Linked DNA regions of Homo sapiens: region 2 is linked to region 1. Evidence: chromatin loops called from intact Hi-C (ENCODE). Cell type or tissue: endothelial cell of umbilical vein. All regions are shown on one strand.

Evidence for each region. A loop is a pair of places that touch in the nucleus more often than their neighbours do. Peaks named below come from ENCODE experiments on the same cell type or tissue, not always from the same donor. Only the 100,000 strongest peaks of a DNase experiment are listed, where the experiment ranks them.
Region 2: a loop joins it to region 1, with 3 times the contacts of the local background. A loop is called at or near these places in 2 of 110 quality-filtered maps.

Annotation. Positions count from the first base shown.
Region 1 is chr1:93,810,677-93,818,676 of GRCh38, forward strand. It overlaps a transcript of BCAR3 not described here. Among named protein-coding and RNA genes, the nearest start is that of MIR760, 32 kb to the right of the region's middle. RefSeq lists an enhancer at 3,397-3,937. In endothelial cell of umbilical vein, a CTCF peak has its summit at 3,506 (motif pointing left); DNase peaks (open chromatin) are centred at 3,505, 5,245 and 6,435; H3K27ac peaks cover 2,642 bases.
Region 2 is chr1:93,562,903-93,570,902 of GRCh38, forward strand. It overlaps BCAR3 (BCAR3 adaptor protein, NSP family member), which reads right to left. Exons shown (of 12, transcript NM_003567.4): 10 at 4,838-4,949; 11 at 4,377-4,589. Among named protein-coding and RNA genes, the nearest start is that of BCAR3-AS1, 25 kb to the right of the region's middle. In endothelial cell of umbilical vein, no CTCF peak of the experiment used is centred here; DNase peaks (open chromatin) are centred at 3,379 and 4,629; H3K27ac peaks cover 1,391 bases.

The DNA of each region.
Region 1 (8,000 bases):
CCAGATAGTACTGGCTAGGGAGTTAATCAGTACTGTGCAAATACTGTCCAAAGCTCTCTGGTCATTCAAATCAACTCATTTCTGACTAGTGGAATTGAGTGGGCATTTAACTCTAATATACTCCCATTAGGCTAAAGATATGTAGAACAGAGCAGTACACTAGTGCTAAAATTCATTTACATTCATTTGGTTCATTGGTTCATCTTACAGATGAGAAACCAAGACCCAGAGAGGTGAAGTCATTTGTCCAAGGTCAAAACTCAAATCTGATTCCCAGGCCAGTGTCTTTTGTCTCTACCAGAATTTTTGAAGGAAGATAATTAGGGTGTCTCAGGCTCTTTGGGTTACAGGTAACAGAATCCCAATTTTAAGCCAAAAGAAAAAATTATCAGAAAAAAAGAAAGACTAGAATCCAAGGGCAGGAAGTACAGCTCGTGAGGGACCAAAGCACAGCCGTGAAAGCTGATGGGGACACAATCAGCTTCTCTCCCTTTGCCTTCTTCTCTGCAGCAGACTGGCCAGTGCGGCTTCCAGATCTACCCTGAAGGTGTGGGACATCCCTCAGACGTGAGAGGATAGTTTCTATGGGACAGATACAGGGTCTGGGGCAGCATAAACCTAAGTGGAGAGGGGTGAATGCTGTAGCAGGGAAGAAAGGGAGGGTTGTGAAGTCTGACTGATATGGAATGCCTTCTAGGCTTTGCATGGAGCTGTGTATACTATTAGTATTGTCCTTGCTTTCAAAGACAGAGGGTGAGGCTCAAAGCAGTTAAGCACACAGCTGCTAAGTATCAGAGACAGAGATAAGTGCAAACACCGGGTCTCTTTCCTCTTAGTTTTAAGACTCTTCCCTTTCCTTTATGCTTCTCTATTATGTAAAATAATCCTCCTGGCTTTGGGGCTTTGGAACAAATCCAACCTATCCGCCATTTTCCATTCTTTGGAAAGAACTGTTGTTAACTGATGCTCCAATGCTTGGGGCCCAAAGTCACCTGGCCTGTGAGCTTCTTCCACAGGTAATCCTGGCTTTCTGGGTTCAGAAACCAATGCTGAAAAGAAACTTACTCACTACTTATGCAGTGGCTCCAACCATTTCCTGTCATTTGTTCTACATTCTGGAGTGTGCTAGAAACAGCTTGTACTGGCTCCCAAGAGCCAACTGACATATTTTTGGAATTTTACAAGCTAGTTGACATCATGTTGTTAGCTTGAAATCGGCCATTATGAGAGAATTTTATAGCTCGGAAACTGACATTCGCTACAAATCAGGGCTCTCCTGACTCCCAGCCTGTTGGTAAACGTTTCCCAGCACATCATTGTCTCCATCTGCCCACTTGCTGCTTAGGAGACTTTTGAAGATGTTCATATGAAAGCTCGTGCTTAATTTTTAGTAATAAATGTCCTGTAAATACATTTAATGGATTGATTTTTTTAAAAAACATCTTTGAAGACTTGAATGCTTCATATCAATTTTGGTGGTAACTCAAGGCCAAAAGTCTAATAGAACAAATGGATTCTTTGTGTAATTCTACTTCCCACTTAGCTAGAATGCTTAAACTCCCTTATTTTCCACGCACCCTTACCATCCCCTTTCCCCAGGCCCTTCCGTCCCAGGAAGCCCACCGCTGGGACCTCCTGTCTAGTTTTCCTACCTCAAGTCTCCCCCTCTCCTATCTGCCCTTCATACCTCTTCATACCTCTATCAGGTCAATCTTTTGAAAGCCCTCTCTCTGTCATGTCTCCACCATAGGCTCTGCACCACCTGCCAAATATGGTCCAAACTCCTGACCTGGCACTCAGGCCCTTCAACTGCCTTTCTGCCCACCATTTCCCTGGGAAACCCAAATGATGAACTGGACTGGACTGTTTTCTAGGTCTTTGCTTCCTTAGAAGGCCCTCCTCTACCCCAGCTCCTCTGAAACCCAGTTTAAGTGGCATTTCATCCATGAGGCTGTCTGTCCCTAATCCCTACTGCCCAGCTAGAGGCACCACAGGGTCAACCCTGGACCTCTTTGATTGTGACTCTCACATGTTCCTCACAGGCATTACCCCTCCAGGGTGGGCTGGACACAATCATCTGCAACACCACTGCAACTCACAGTGTGGTCCAGACCAGCAGCACCAGGTAGTTTGTTAGAAATGTAAATTCTCTACCCCCCTATCCCAGGCCTAAAAGAATCAGAATTCCAATAGTCCTCCAAGTGGTTCTAACACACATCATTGTCTATATCATCTCCATCGGCTTTTTCTACTCTATGTCCTTTTTCATGGCTACCCCTCATAGCAGTCTTTTTACTGTTAACATTTCCCCTGCTCATTCAGATTCCAGCAGTCTTACCTTTTGGAAGGATTGCCCCAGCAAAGCTGTAGGTGGTGGTTCCACCCTGCATCCCTCCCCCAGATGACCCTCCTTTCTCCTTCTCTGTATTTCACAGGCCCTGGAATGCTCCCTGTGTCCCCAGCCCCCAGAGCTCCATTCTGCCTTCAGCTTGGTCCACTGTTCTTCCTCCACCTATAGGTGTGAATTATATTCACTCCCTCAAAATGTTTAAGCAAAGGCCGTCTCATAGGTCAGGTAAATCTATTATCAGGTAAGCTTTGTGTGCAGTCACTCTGGTCAGTCCAGGGCAAAGGTCAGGGCTCCACAGTGGGCTGAAGCCACACTTTACTAAAAAGAGGCCTCACCTCACTGCCCCCACCCCCTCAATGAGAAAGCTTTCACTGACTCAAATCGGGTGTGGCTACCACAAGTCCAAAGCTCTGAAAAACTAGGACAGTTTCTCTCTCTCTCTCATTCACTTTTAATATGGATATAATTTAAAAGTTACAGAAAAATTGTAAGTACAGTATAAGGGACTTCCATGTGCCCTTTGCCCAGATTCACCTATTGCTTTCATTGTGCTCCATTTCTTTTGTGGCCTTATTACTATCTCTGTGTTCTTCCTTGACTATTTTAAAGCTAGTTGGAAACATTGTACCCCTTTACCCCTTAATATTTCGGGATCAAAGACATTCTGTTATGTAAACATATTATGATTGCAACTTTAGGAAACTTAACATTGATACAATACTACTATCTAAACCACAGTTCAAATTCAGATTACGTCAATTGTCCCAATAATGTCCTTTACATTTTGTATTGCTTTTTTCTCAGCCCAGGATCCAATGAAAGATCAATCATTTATTGCATTTAATTGCATTTAGCTGTATGGCCCTCCTTTAACCTGGAACAGTTCTGCCTTTCTTTGACTTTTTGGACCTTAGCAATTTTGAAGGGTACTAGCCAGTTGCTTAGCAGACTGCCCCTGATTTTGAGTTTATCTGGTATTTCAGGATTAGGTTTAGGTAAATTTTTTATGACAGGAAAATCACAGAATTGATGTTGGATCCTTTTCAGTGTATCTTGTCAGGGAGCAGGGAGCACATGGTGACATATGCCCCAATACTGGTATGTTAGCTTTGATCTCTGCAAAGGCAGTAAATGGCCTCTTGGTGGAGGCTGTCCTCTGCTGGTTATTCTCAACATTGCATCACTTCTTGGCCTTTTGGCTAAGATCAAGTGTATTCTCAACATTGCAGCTGCTATGCCTCTGCTGATGTGATTGACAAAGGACCAGATGCCCTGAGTACGAACTCTGACACTTCACTGGTTGTGTGACCTTAGGCAAGTTATTCAGCCTTATTGAACCTCAATTTCCACATCTCACAGGATGGTTGAGGGCGAAGGGGTCCCACAGAGATGGTCATGCAGTGTATTCCTAAGCTAAAGTCTACACTGGCTGCTATGACTTCTAGGCGGGCAGGGCCTGGTGGTCCCTGGAGTGGTAAAGCTGCTCTTCAGGACTCACGTCCACTACCTGCAAAACCTCCAATGGGCTTGGGCTCTGCCTTTGTCGCTGTTGTGAAGGAACTCTGGGCAGCCCTCATGGAGAAGGAGGCCTGGCCTTTAGTGTTTCTGCCCTGTGGGCCCATCTGGGGGTCACCACTGGTGTGTGTACCAGCTGTTACACCGGCATCCACTGGTGTTACAGCCACACAGCTGCTCCCAGGCTGATGATGCCCCTGTGAGACTGAACACAGCTCCTGTGTGGCAGCCAGGAGAGGAGGCGCATACATCCCTTGACTCCCACAAACCAGGCATCAAACAGGTTTAATCCACGGGGCTTTCACCTGAACTAACCCAGGGATTCTGTCTTAAAAGACGGAGTGCAAACTCCGCTCCTACCTAGACTTTAGGTTTCTGTCCACATTTTCTGTACAACCTCAGAAGCTTAGGTGCACCCCCACACATTCCTTCCTCCTTGCCTGCCTGCCTTCTTTCCTACTTTTAATAACTATTTATGGAGCACCAGGCACTGCGTTAGGGCTATATGGAGAGCACAATATACAACTTGCCCCCACAGAGCTACAGTTTATTGGGTAAAGGAAACAAGCTGAGCAACAATTATATCACACCTGAGATCCCTGGGCTGTCTGAGCAGGCATTCAGGTCCCACCGGGCCTCTTGGCTGCACTTATCACCTCCCAGGTGGCCCAGAGCTGCCGCCTCCTCATTATCACTTTATATTTATTCAGTGCTCTCCTAGGATGCCAGCGAGATGCATTTTGTAGGCCCCAGGGAGAAGCTCAGAGACGGGGAACTATGAGAAATAAGCAGATCAAGAAGGAGAGAAAGAAGAGAAACATTTCTCAGCATAAACATGATTAGTTGTTTCTTTTCTTACTCGAATTTACTCTTCAGAACAGAGGCATTTGCAGTAGTGAACTTGAGCTTTCTCTGTGGGGTCTCCATATTTTTGGTATCTTGAGATTCCTGGGGATTGATGACTCAGTAAATGCTGAATATAAAGTGAACCTCACTTGGTAAAGCTGGCGCTGCAGATTAGGTTGTAAGAGGTGGGGCTTCGCAAAGCGGGGAAGCAGCCCTCCCCAGAAGAATGGGGAGGGAAGTCACTTTTCATCCATGTGTGAGATACCATTGCCTGATTCATTCTGCTGCACAGGCTTCTTCTGAAGGGAAAATGAAATAAAACATGGGAAAGGGCCATGTACATTTGTATAGAGATGCGCTATACACCAACAGACACACGGAGAACATGTTTGAGCCAAAAAATATAAATGAGGAGTTCTAATGTAATTTTACAGTGGTTTATTAGGTAGCAACCACACTTATCTCACTGATTAGGAGGTTAGAAGAATGCTGCCGTGGTCAGGGCCTGTGCTAGGTTTACAGGATCTGATTCACACCTTCCCTGATCCCTCAGCCATGTGTATAGTACACTCTACATACAAAGGATGCTGGGGAAGAATGTGAATGGAACATTCACAAACATATTATTACTACTGAAAGAACAAGAGGTACGTATTCAGGCTATCCAGATATGCAAAAGGCCAGCTGCTAGTTGGAAAACTATACTAGAAAATTCCAAGAGAGTGAGGACTATGCTGTCTTAATCACCACTGTATACCCAGAATCTAGTGCTATACCTGGCACACAGTAGGCACATAAAATAAATTAGCTGCACAGAAAGCCCACTGTGACTAGTTTATTCTATCACTGTAGGATAATTTTTGCTCAGGAATTGACAGGAGAATAGAGTTTTATGTTTTCTCATGATCATATCCCCCAAGCAATATTTTGAAATTATGCTGCAATTTATAGCTTTGCTTTCATTGGTGAATAATTCACAAAATCCTTTAGAAATTAAAACTCTGGGCTGGGCGCAGTGGCTCACGCTTGAATCCCAGCACTTTGGGAGGTTGAGGCAGGCAGATCACGAGGTCAGGAGTTCGAGACTAGCCTGGCCAACACAGTGAAACCCCATCTCTACTAAAAATACAAAAATTAGCTGTGTGTGGTGGTGGGCGCCTGTAATCCCAGTTACTCAAGAGGCTGAGGCAGGAGAATCGCTTGAACCCAGGAGGCGGAGGTTGCAGTGAGCCAAGGTTGCACCACTGCATTCTAGCCTCGGCGACAGAGCTAGACTCCATCTCAAAAAAAAAAAAAAAAAAAAAAAAAGAAATTAAAACTCTGTTTAAACAAGCAATAGATGGTAATACTGAAGGCATTTAAGCTATTGCCCACTGAATTCTTGATTGACAATGTCAAAACAACCACCATAGCTAGGAACAAGATATTCAGGAATGCAACAAAAAATGAAGATAGAACAAAACAAAACCCCCCAAACTAAAACTATCTTAGCTATACTTACAAAAACAGGTGCTAACTTGTATTTTGCTGAAGTCCTAAAACTGCCTTCAGGGGCAGGCAAGCAATCAGTACATTAAACCACCACCCCCTCAAAAAAAAAAGTCATAATAATAGAACTAGCCTCTGTCCTGAGCTTGGGAGGGCAATAACTTCCTGGATGGTTCCGCAATATCTGCTTCTCAGCCATCTGTTTCCCTGATCCCCCCACATCCTGTTCAACCAACACTGTTCTGGTAACAGGAATCCCTGCTTCTGCTTTATGTTATCTTTTCAGCTTCCTGTCATGTTTCTGCAGGAGTTTGATTTAGCCTTATATGTGAGCAGGCACTTTTAAGTATGAGGGAAGAAATGGGCCACTGGGCATCAAAGCAGGGGCTGAAGGGGGTCACCCCCAGTGCGGGGGGCAGCAGGCACCATGGTCTGGCATTGCTCTCTGGTTTTTGGGGCTGAGAGCCCAGCATTCCCAGTGGGTCACTTCCATGGTTTTTGAAAGCTACCATTTATTGAGCACTGTGCTAAGTATTTTACATGTTATATTATCTCACTGTATTAACCTCACAGACATTCCATGAGACAACTTTTTTCTTTTTCTCTCATTTACAGATGAGGAAATGAGTCTCTGAAAGTTGAGTGTCGTGACCTTTCATACAGTTCAGAAGTGGCAGAGGTAGAGGTGGAAGTTAGGCTGGCTCTAAAGCCTGTGCCCTTAGCCATTTGGTTCTCTGGCCTTCCCTGTGCTTCTCCATGTCATCTCTGGCAGCATTCCCAATCTTACTCCTTTTCTATTCTCCTTCCCTGTAAGTCTCTGAGTTGCTTCCCAGCTCAAGGTGACATCCATGCACAAACTACATATGACATTCTCCATCCTGGCTTTGATGGGCTACAGCTGACTAGCCCTGTTTACCCCCCCACATCCCTGCCCAGCATCTTTGCAGTATTTTGCCCCACAGCACTTTTTGCCAAGGGGCTCTCCTCCTCCCTGCTTTCCCACCCTCCCAGTTCACCTTCCCCTAGACCTCCTCAGCCCTCTTGGCTCTGCCAGTCCCAAGGAAGCTTTGCTCCCCGCCGCCCCACACCACACGAAGCTTCCCAGCCTACTGAGACTTTAGTGACTGCTCCCTCCTTACCGGTGACGCACTGGTTCCCAGGGCCCCTGGTTTGAGTGTTAACCACGTGCCACTTTATGGTACTCTTAATACTGCTGACTTTGCTATGTTATTTTTCATGTGCTAGTGCTTCCCACAATTAGATTATAAGCTCTTTGAGTGCCAAGTGTCTCCTTTTGTACTTTGTGACAGTTTTCTTAACACGTACATCAGTGCTTTACACACACAAGGAGTTCAGAAATATCTGTTGGTTTCTGTGTGATTACACTCATGAGAGACTGATATCAGCACTGTTAGCCAGGATCACACTAAAGCACAAGTGCCACACAGCTGACGTTAATCTTCAATGTCTACCGCCTCCTTCTCAGGGCCTTCCTCTTCTGCCTGCAGGCTAAATACCTTGGTCTATGCCTACCACGCAAGTCCCCACCTCAGGACTGGTCTGACTCAGTGCTGTGTACCTGGGCTGCCTACTGTCGTGGTTGTGGGTGTCTCCAGAGCGGAAGTGTCTGGGTTTGTATCCCAGTTCTGCCACTTCCTAGCTGTGATCTGAGCAAGCTACTTAACCACTCAGAGCCTGTTTCCTCACCTGTAAAATGGGAGGTAACAGTACTTTCCATCATTAATCAAGTATTTACTGAGGACCAGGCATTTGTTTCATTATATGTCAGGCATTATTCTAG
Region 2 (8,000 bases), 250 kb before region 1:
AGAGCCCCACCCTGCAGAACCTAAGCACCTTCAGAGAAGAAATAACAGGTAAACTCATTAAAAAACAATAGAGTGAAATTGGTTTGTACAAACCACTGTGGGAAGTAGTGCTGTGGGAAGGAGGGTTCATTGTACCTAGGAGTTCGTTACTTGTTTTTACCAACTTTACTGATGTATAGTTTACATGTCATATGATTCACCTGTTTTTGGCTGTGGAGTTTGATTTATGATGGTAAGTTTTTACATAAACCATTACCACCAGTCTTAGAACACTTCCATCACCTTAGTACCTCTTTGCAGTCAATTCCTGTTCCTACTGCAGACCTCAGTCAACCACTGATCTGCTTTCTGTTGCTACTGTTTTGCCTTTTCTAGAAATATGGGATAAATGGAATCATCCACTATGAACTTTTTAATGTGTGACTTCTTTCACTTAGCATGATGTTTTTGAGATTATTCCATATGTTGCATGCTAATCATTCTTACTGATCAATATTCAGTTTTATGGACATGCCATTGTTTTTGTTTATCCATTCACCAATTGATGACATTTGGATTGCTTCTGGCTGCTATGAGTAAGTGGTTGTGAACACTTGTGTACAAATCTTGTGTGGACATGTGTTTTCATTTCTCTAGGAAAGGAATTATTGGGTCATACAATCAGTATATGTTTACTTTTAAAGAAACTATTAAACTCTATTCCAAAATGGCTGTATCATTTTATATTCACAGCAGTAACATATGAAGACTCCAGTTTTTCCACATGCTGCCAACCCTTAGTTTTATCATTTTTTATTTTTATTTTTTTGAGAAGGAGTCTCGCTGTGTTGCCCAGGCTGGAGTGCAGTGGCACGATCCTGGCTCACCACAACCTCTACCTCTCGGGTTCAAGCAATTCTCCTGCCTCAGCCTCCCAAGTAGCTGGGACTACAGGTGTGTGCTACCACGCCTGGCTAATTTTTTGTATTTTCAGTAGAGACGGGGTTTTGCCATGTTGGCCAGGCTGGTCTCGAACTTTTGACCTCAGGTGATCCACCCGCCTCGACCTCCCAAAGTGCTGGGATTACAGACATTAGCCACCGTGCCTGGCCTATCATTCTTTTTAGTTGTAGCCATTCTAGATAGTGTGGTGGTATCTCATTGTGGTTGGTTTAAATTTACATTTCCCTAATGATGAATGCTTTGAACATCTTTTCATGTAGTTGTCATTTGTATGCCTTCTCTGATGTAGTGTCTATTCAAATTTTTGTCTATTTAAATTTTATCTTCTCACTGAGTTGTAAGAGTTCTTTGTATAGCCTAGATGTAAGTCCTTTATCAGATATATGTGTACTCAATGTTTTCTGCTGTGGTTCATGCTTTTTGTGTCCTAAGAATTTCTTTCTTTCTTTTTTTTTTTTTTTTTTTTTGAGATGGAGTTTTGCTTTTGTTGCCCAGGCTGAAGTGCAATGGTGCAACCTCTGCCTCCTGGGTTCAAGCAATTCTCCTGCCTCAGCCTCCCGAGTAGCTGAGATTACAGGCATGCGCCACCACGCCCGGCTAATTTTGTATTTTTAGTAGAGACGGGGTTTCTCCACGTTGGTCAGGCTGGTCTTGAACTCCCGACCTCAGGTGATCCGCCTGCCTCAGCCTCCCAAAATGCTGGGATTACAGGCGTGAGCCACCGTGCCTGGCCAAGAAGTCTTTACTTAGCTTAAGGGCACAAAGAATTTCTCCTATGTTTTCTTACAGAAGGTTATACTTTAGCTCTTACATTTTGGGTCTATGATCCATTTTGGATTATTGTGTATGGTATGAGGTAAGGATCGAGATTCACTTTTTTGCATATGGATATCCAATAGCAGATACCATTTGCAGGATTATACTTTATCCAGTGAATTATTTTGGCACCTTTGTTGAAAATCAACTGTCAGCCATATGTGTGGGCCTATTTCTTAACTCTATTCCATCTAAGAGAGGATGTGGTCTGCTTAAGGCCAAAGATGTTCAGGCAACTCTTTTAAAGAGAGAGAAGCCTCTAGCCAAAGAGTCATGTGGTTCTCATCCTTTATTATTGCTGGGATAGTTTGTTCTGCCATTAAATATACCTGCCATCTAGATCACAGGATCTTGGTTGTAGAAAGGACAACAGGAATATTTTCTTCCTGATGATGCCAGAATATCCTTGGTGGATAACCAACCAAAGGCCAGATGGTGACTTTTTTTTTTTTTGAGACCAGGCTGGAGTGCAGTGGCACAATCTCGGCTCAATGAAATTAAGAATCAAGGAGAATCGCTTGATACTCCTGCCTCAGCCTCTCAAGTATTCCCTCTCAAAATTCCCCGGCTAATTTTTGTATTTTTAACAGAGACGGGGTTTTGCCATGTTGTCCAGGCTGGCCTCTAAGTCCTGACCTCAGGTGATCTGCCTACCTCAGCCTCCGAAAGTGCTGGGAATACAGGCATGAGCCACTGCGCCCGGCCCCCAGATGGTGACTCCTATTCATACATGCTTTGAGCCCCTTCCCATTCACGTGGTCTGGTCTATGCTGGTGAGCAGATCTCTGCCTTTCCTGGGTTCACTGTCACTTACAGCAATGGGTACTTGCTGTGAAATCTATATTAGGATCGACTGAAAAATTCCATCAGTGACCTTTAAAGTGATTTAAAGCTGTAGAGCAGCTTATGGCACACTTTTCTCAAAACCCACCCTGATGTATTGGCTTATGCAACATCCATGGTAATGTATTCATTGGCTTTGTCTAAGTAGGCACTCTGATACTTGTTGACTTGTGTGCTTTTATTGTTTGAGTAACATACAGCCAATCCTGGAGAACTTTTTGAGGAAGAAAATGAAACAGGTATGCGGTGCTTATACCCACAGCAGATGGTGCAAACGACTAAGTCCCACATCTGGTTCTGAGGCAGCTCCCTTTTAGAATTAAATAAATGGAGTCTCCTGCCCCCACATAGTTCTTAACTTTGTGAATCAAACTGTGAGCCCTTGAAGAATTTAAAAAATTATATAGTAATGGAAAATAGTCATCCTTGATGACTGCCTTGGCAAAGCCCTCCTTCCTGAATGGTCTTTCTGCCAGCAAACCTTCAGCCTTCCAGCCTTCCTCCACACAGACACCAGAGTAATTTACTTTAAAACAGAAATCTGACCATGTGACACCCTCCCATGATTAAACCCTTCACTGGCTCTTCTTCAGCCACGGTCTTATGTGGAAGGGCTTCCCAGCTGCACCTCCCTCTGTAGCCTAGTTGGCCATTCCTTAGGTCATACTTTGCACAAATCTAAACCCAAGTACTTGTGGATCCCAGTTTTCCCCAAGGTCTCTCAGCGCCTTTGCTTGGGTTGTGCCATCTGAGTGGAATTCCCAGCCCTGCTTGCTGGTAACTGCTTTTGTCCTTTAACAATCAATGCAGTGTTTTCTGGGAAGCTGTCACCAGGTGCTTCCTCTTTCCTAACATCTCTGACCAAATCAGTCCCTTCCCCTAAGTGCTCCCACAGTATACACTGCATTTATCGTACCTGCTTAAATTCCTCAGGACATCCAGTTAGCACGGTGCCGCGCGCATGCCACATGTGTGATAAATGCCGGCCGTGCTGACTGAGGAGGCTGCTTTCTGTCACCATAGCACTTGTAAGAAAAATCCGTTTACGCAACACTGCCCCACACTTTCCAGGATGTGTCTGATGCTAAGAGCAGGGGAGCTCACTTCCCAGTGTGACTGGGAAGGAACAGGAATGCAGATAAATGAGGTCTGGATAAAACTCCACCTCCTCATCTTGGCACATCACCTTTTCTAATCTCACCTATTAGAGGTACTATTAATAAGTGGTAGGCAAGTTGGCCAATTCTTGTTCTGTTGCCCAGCGCCCAGGCTGGAGTGCAGTGGTGCGATCTCGGCTCACTGCAACCTCCGCCTCCCGGGTTCAAGTGATTCTCCTGCCTCAGCCTCCTGAGTAGCTGGGATCACAGGCACACACCATCACGCCCAGCTAATTTTTGTATTTCTATTAGAGACAGGGTTTCATCATGTTGGCCAAGCTGGTCTTGAACTCCTGACTTCAAGTGATCTACCTGCCTCAGCCTCCCAGAGTGCTGGGATTACAGGCTTGAACCACCACGCCCGGCCCCAGTTCTTTCTTGACCCCTTCTCTCTGTTTATTCTATACCATTGAACAACAGAACACACAAGGAGAAACAGGGCACTTGAGTCATTCTGGAATTAAGAGGAAGTAATAACTAGCCATATAGGAAATGGAATTCCATTCTTTAATCCTTCCTTTTTGGTCTTTTTCTAAGTGAAGTCAGCCATGCTCTTCCATTCCTTCATTTCAATTACGATACAGTGTTAGAGAACAGCTTACAAAACCCATCTCTTACCTGCCAGGATCCTCTCAGCATTCATCCGGTAGCTGTCTGCAGCCTCGGCCATGAATCGCGCTGTTGCCAAATGGTTCAGCATGATTTCACAGCTCTGGTCGTTTTTTTCCCACATGTCGGTTCCTTCAAAAGTCACAGCCTGGCGCTCCATTAACGTCACAAGCGGCATCAGCAGTGGGACTGATACATTGTTTGGGGGAACACATGTGGACTCTGAAGAATAAGGAGTAGAGTTTTCCATATCACATGTTTTCCAAAGTTAAGCACAGAATGAGGTGACTCATAGCCCTTGTCTTGTTACAGCAACTGCAGCCTTCTACAAGCAACGCTGTCATCTGATAAAAGCCCTGATGAGCCATCCACAGTGCTGCAGATAACTCAGGGCCTCATAACATGCCCTGTGTACTTGTACTCCACTCCCCAGCGGGGTAGCCCCATGCTTGCTCTGCCCACGTGCTCACCTCTGCCTTCATGCAGGAGTTTGCTGAAGGGCTTCAGCTGTTTCTCATAGAGAATGGCAGTTTGGGTGTACTGGTGCCGCAGAGCAGTCCACGTCTTTTCTAACCTTGTGATCTGGAAGAAAGGTGGTGTTTTGGAAAAGGTTCTTTTTAAAATTACCTTTTAGTGGCTGGGCGTGGTAGCTCACGCCTGTAATGCCAGCACTTTGGGAGGCTGAGGCGGGTGGATCACTTGAGGTCAGGAGTTCAAGACCAGTCTGGCCAGTATGGTGAAACCCTGTCTCTACTCAAATACAAAAATTAGCCAGGCGTGGTGGCGTGTGCCTGTAATCCCAGCTACTCGGGAGGTTGAGGCGGGAGAATTGCTTGAACCTGGGAGGCGGAGGTTGCAATGAGCCAAGATCATGCCACTGCACTCCAGCCTGGTTGACAGAGTGAGACCCTGTCTCAAAAAAAAAAAAATAAATAAAATAAAATTACCCTTTTGCTTAAATTTTGGAACAGGTGATAGATACACATGGTAAAAATGTCAAAGTGTCTGAAAGCAGGGTAGAAAGAAAAAATAATCCCCCATCCGCCCCATCTGCATTGCTGTTAGCGCATCCCAGAGATGGCAACTCTCTTCAACTGCTTGTGCGTGTGTGTTTCACATACAGCCTGGCCTGCTGGCCAGTCCACTGTCAAAATTCAAGGCAGTATTGGATGAGAGGAAATAAACATGATGCAAAGTAAAACACCTGAATGAAAAATTACACTCTTGTTATAATAGAAATCAGCATTATCATGAAAATACGGCAGAACTGATGTTGCTTATTTTAAATACTGATCCTAGAAAATTCCAGTGTACCTGAAGAATTTTGAAAGCTCTTGAAATAAAACTGGAATTGACCTCCCCAAAATTCCTGTCTATACGCACACCCCTTTTAAAAATAAATACATGCATATTATATACTACATAAACCACACCCATTCCTTGCCTCAAAAGCATTCAGTATAAGTACATATAGAACAGCCTTATTTTGTTAAATTTCTGCATAATAGTCCACTGTATGGATAGCTATAGTTTAACTCGTCTCTTAAAGAGTTTTATGACTTTTCTTCTTTGAGATGGGGTCTCACTCTGTTGCCCAGGCTGGGGTGCAGTGGTGCGATCACAGCTCACTGTAGCCTCAACCTCCCAGGCTCAGTGATCTTCCCACCTCAGCCTTCTGAGTAGCTGGGACAACAAACATGAGACACCATGCCTGCTACTCATTTCTTTTCTTCTGCAGGTAACTCAGGGCCTCAATTTTCTTTTGGAACAATTTAGTCAGCAGCAGCATACACCACTGACTCTGACTGTCCTAAGATAAATGGTCCCCAACTCATACCCTAAAACCGGCAAGGCTATGTTAAGTTTTCTACATGAAACAAGGAAGGGCATTAGTATTTGGGGAATAAGAGCCAAGTTTGTGTCAAATATTTGAAGAATTTCATTTAATCTTCACAATGCCCTTTAAGACAGGTATTTTGGCTTTTACAGATGAGAAAACAGAAGAGATTAGGTAACTGCCCAAGGCTTCCCAGCTGGTATGTGGTAGAGCTGAGATTCATTTACTTGGCCTTGAAGAGCTCCTGTATCCAAAAGGAAGGTGAGTAGGCTCAGCACCAGCAGACGTGCTGTGAAGAAAAGGCTGTGGCCGCCTTCCTCCTGCTGCCCACCATGCTGCCCTTCCTTCTGTAGACCCCTGCTCCCTACACCCACTCCCTGAGGCATTGCCTTTCTGAAAGAAGCCTCTGGGTCTGGGCTAGGCCCATCTCCTGGACATATTCTCTTGATACTAGAAGCTGAGAAGAGAAGGTGGCAGATGTGGCTATAGTGTAAGGGCTGGGTTGGATGGTGACACGCAAAGTAATGTGACCCTCCTTTTGGGCTTTCTCTGGGTATGCCACTTCCTCCTAGGCCACTGTATGCTCTGGAGGACTGTGTCCTGTCACTGCTGATGTGCTCCAGAAGGGAAAGGCTGACACTGTTAGAAGGCAGGGAGCCGCCTACAAAGCATGGTAATGTGGTTGGGGACAAGTCCCTAACTGCTGAGTTTGATGTCATGGATGGCAACCATGTGATCCCACAAAACATCTCCTTTACCAGTCTCAGGGGAAGCTCTGGGCTGGAAGGCTTTACCCACAGCCTGGCCTGTTGGCTCTGCTGTCAAAATTCTAGGCAGTTTTAGGTGACAGGAAATAAACATAATGCACATTAAAATACCTGAATGAAAAAATGATAACCCGTTATAGTAGAAATCAGTATATCATGAAAATCTGGCAGAACTTATGGGCTGCTTATTTCAAATACCAATCCTACAAAATACCAGTCTACCTGAAGAATTCTGAAAGCTTCTGAAATATAATTAGAATTGACCCCCCACAAATTCCCGATGAAGGCACTAAGTTTTCAACTTTTTATTTTTAAGGTGACCTTGCTTTAATGCAAGTAAATTCTATTCCTGCCATGATCTGACTTGCGGGACATGTGATTGTGGCTGTTTTTCAGTGGCAATGATGGAATTTCAGTGAGTACCTGGCAGGATTTCAGAGCTAACCTGTGGCTATGAAACAGCCAAGCCGAGTGACCAGCGGTTTTGGTGTTACTAGAAAGTTTTGCTGGCTGGACTGTAAACTCATACTCAAGTCCTCCAAGCATCCAGGGCTTGGGAGAACAGAAGTGGGAGTGCTGATCCTCAGCAATAAAGATGGCAGCCTGACTTTCCTCTATGAGGCCTGCTTGACTTCAGATACAGATATTCAGGTTTGACACTCATCCTAAAAAATCCCTGGCACAGCAGATAAATTCAAATGCCCAGTTTCAGAAACGGTAATTAGGGAGTTCTATGGCAGATGGACCAGGAATCCGAACTTTTTAATAGGACAGTCTGTTTTAGGTGACCTGAGATAAACTATTCTAAGGATTCTGATAGAAGCTCTGCAAATGTCTCATTTCCCAGTGATTATCCTAGACTGCCCACACCTGGTGACCCAGATGGAGGCAGTCTCCTTCTTATACAACACACTTTAGCCAGATGTCTCATCCTAATTGGTTCTCCTTGAATCACTACTGTTCATGAGGATGACACTTGCTACTGTACATCAAAGAGAAAGCATGGACTGTCAGCAAATATTTACTGCC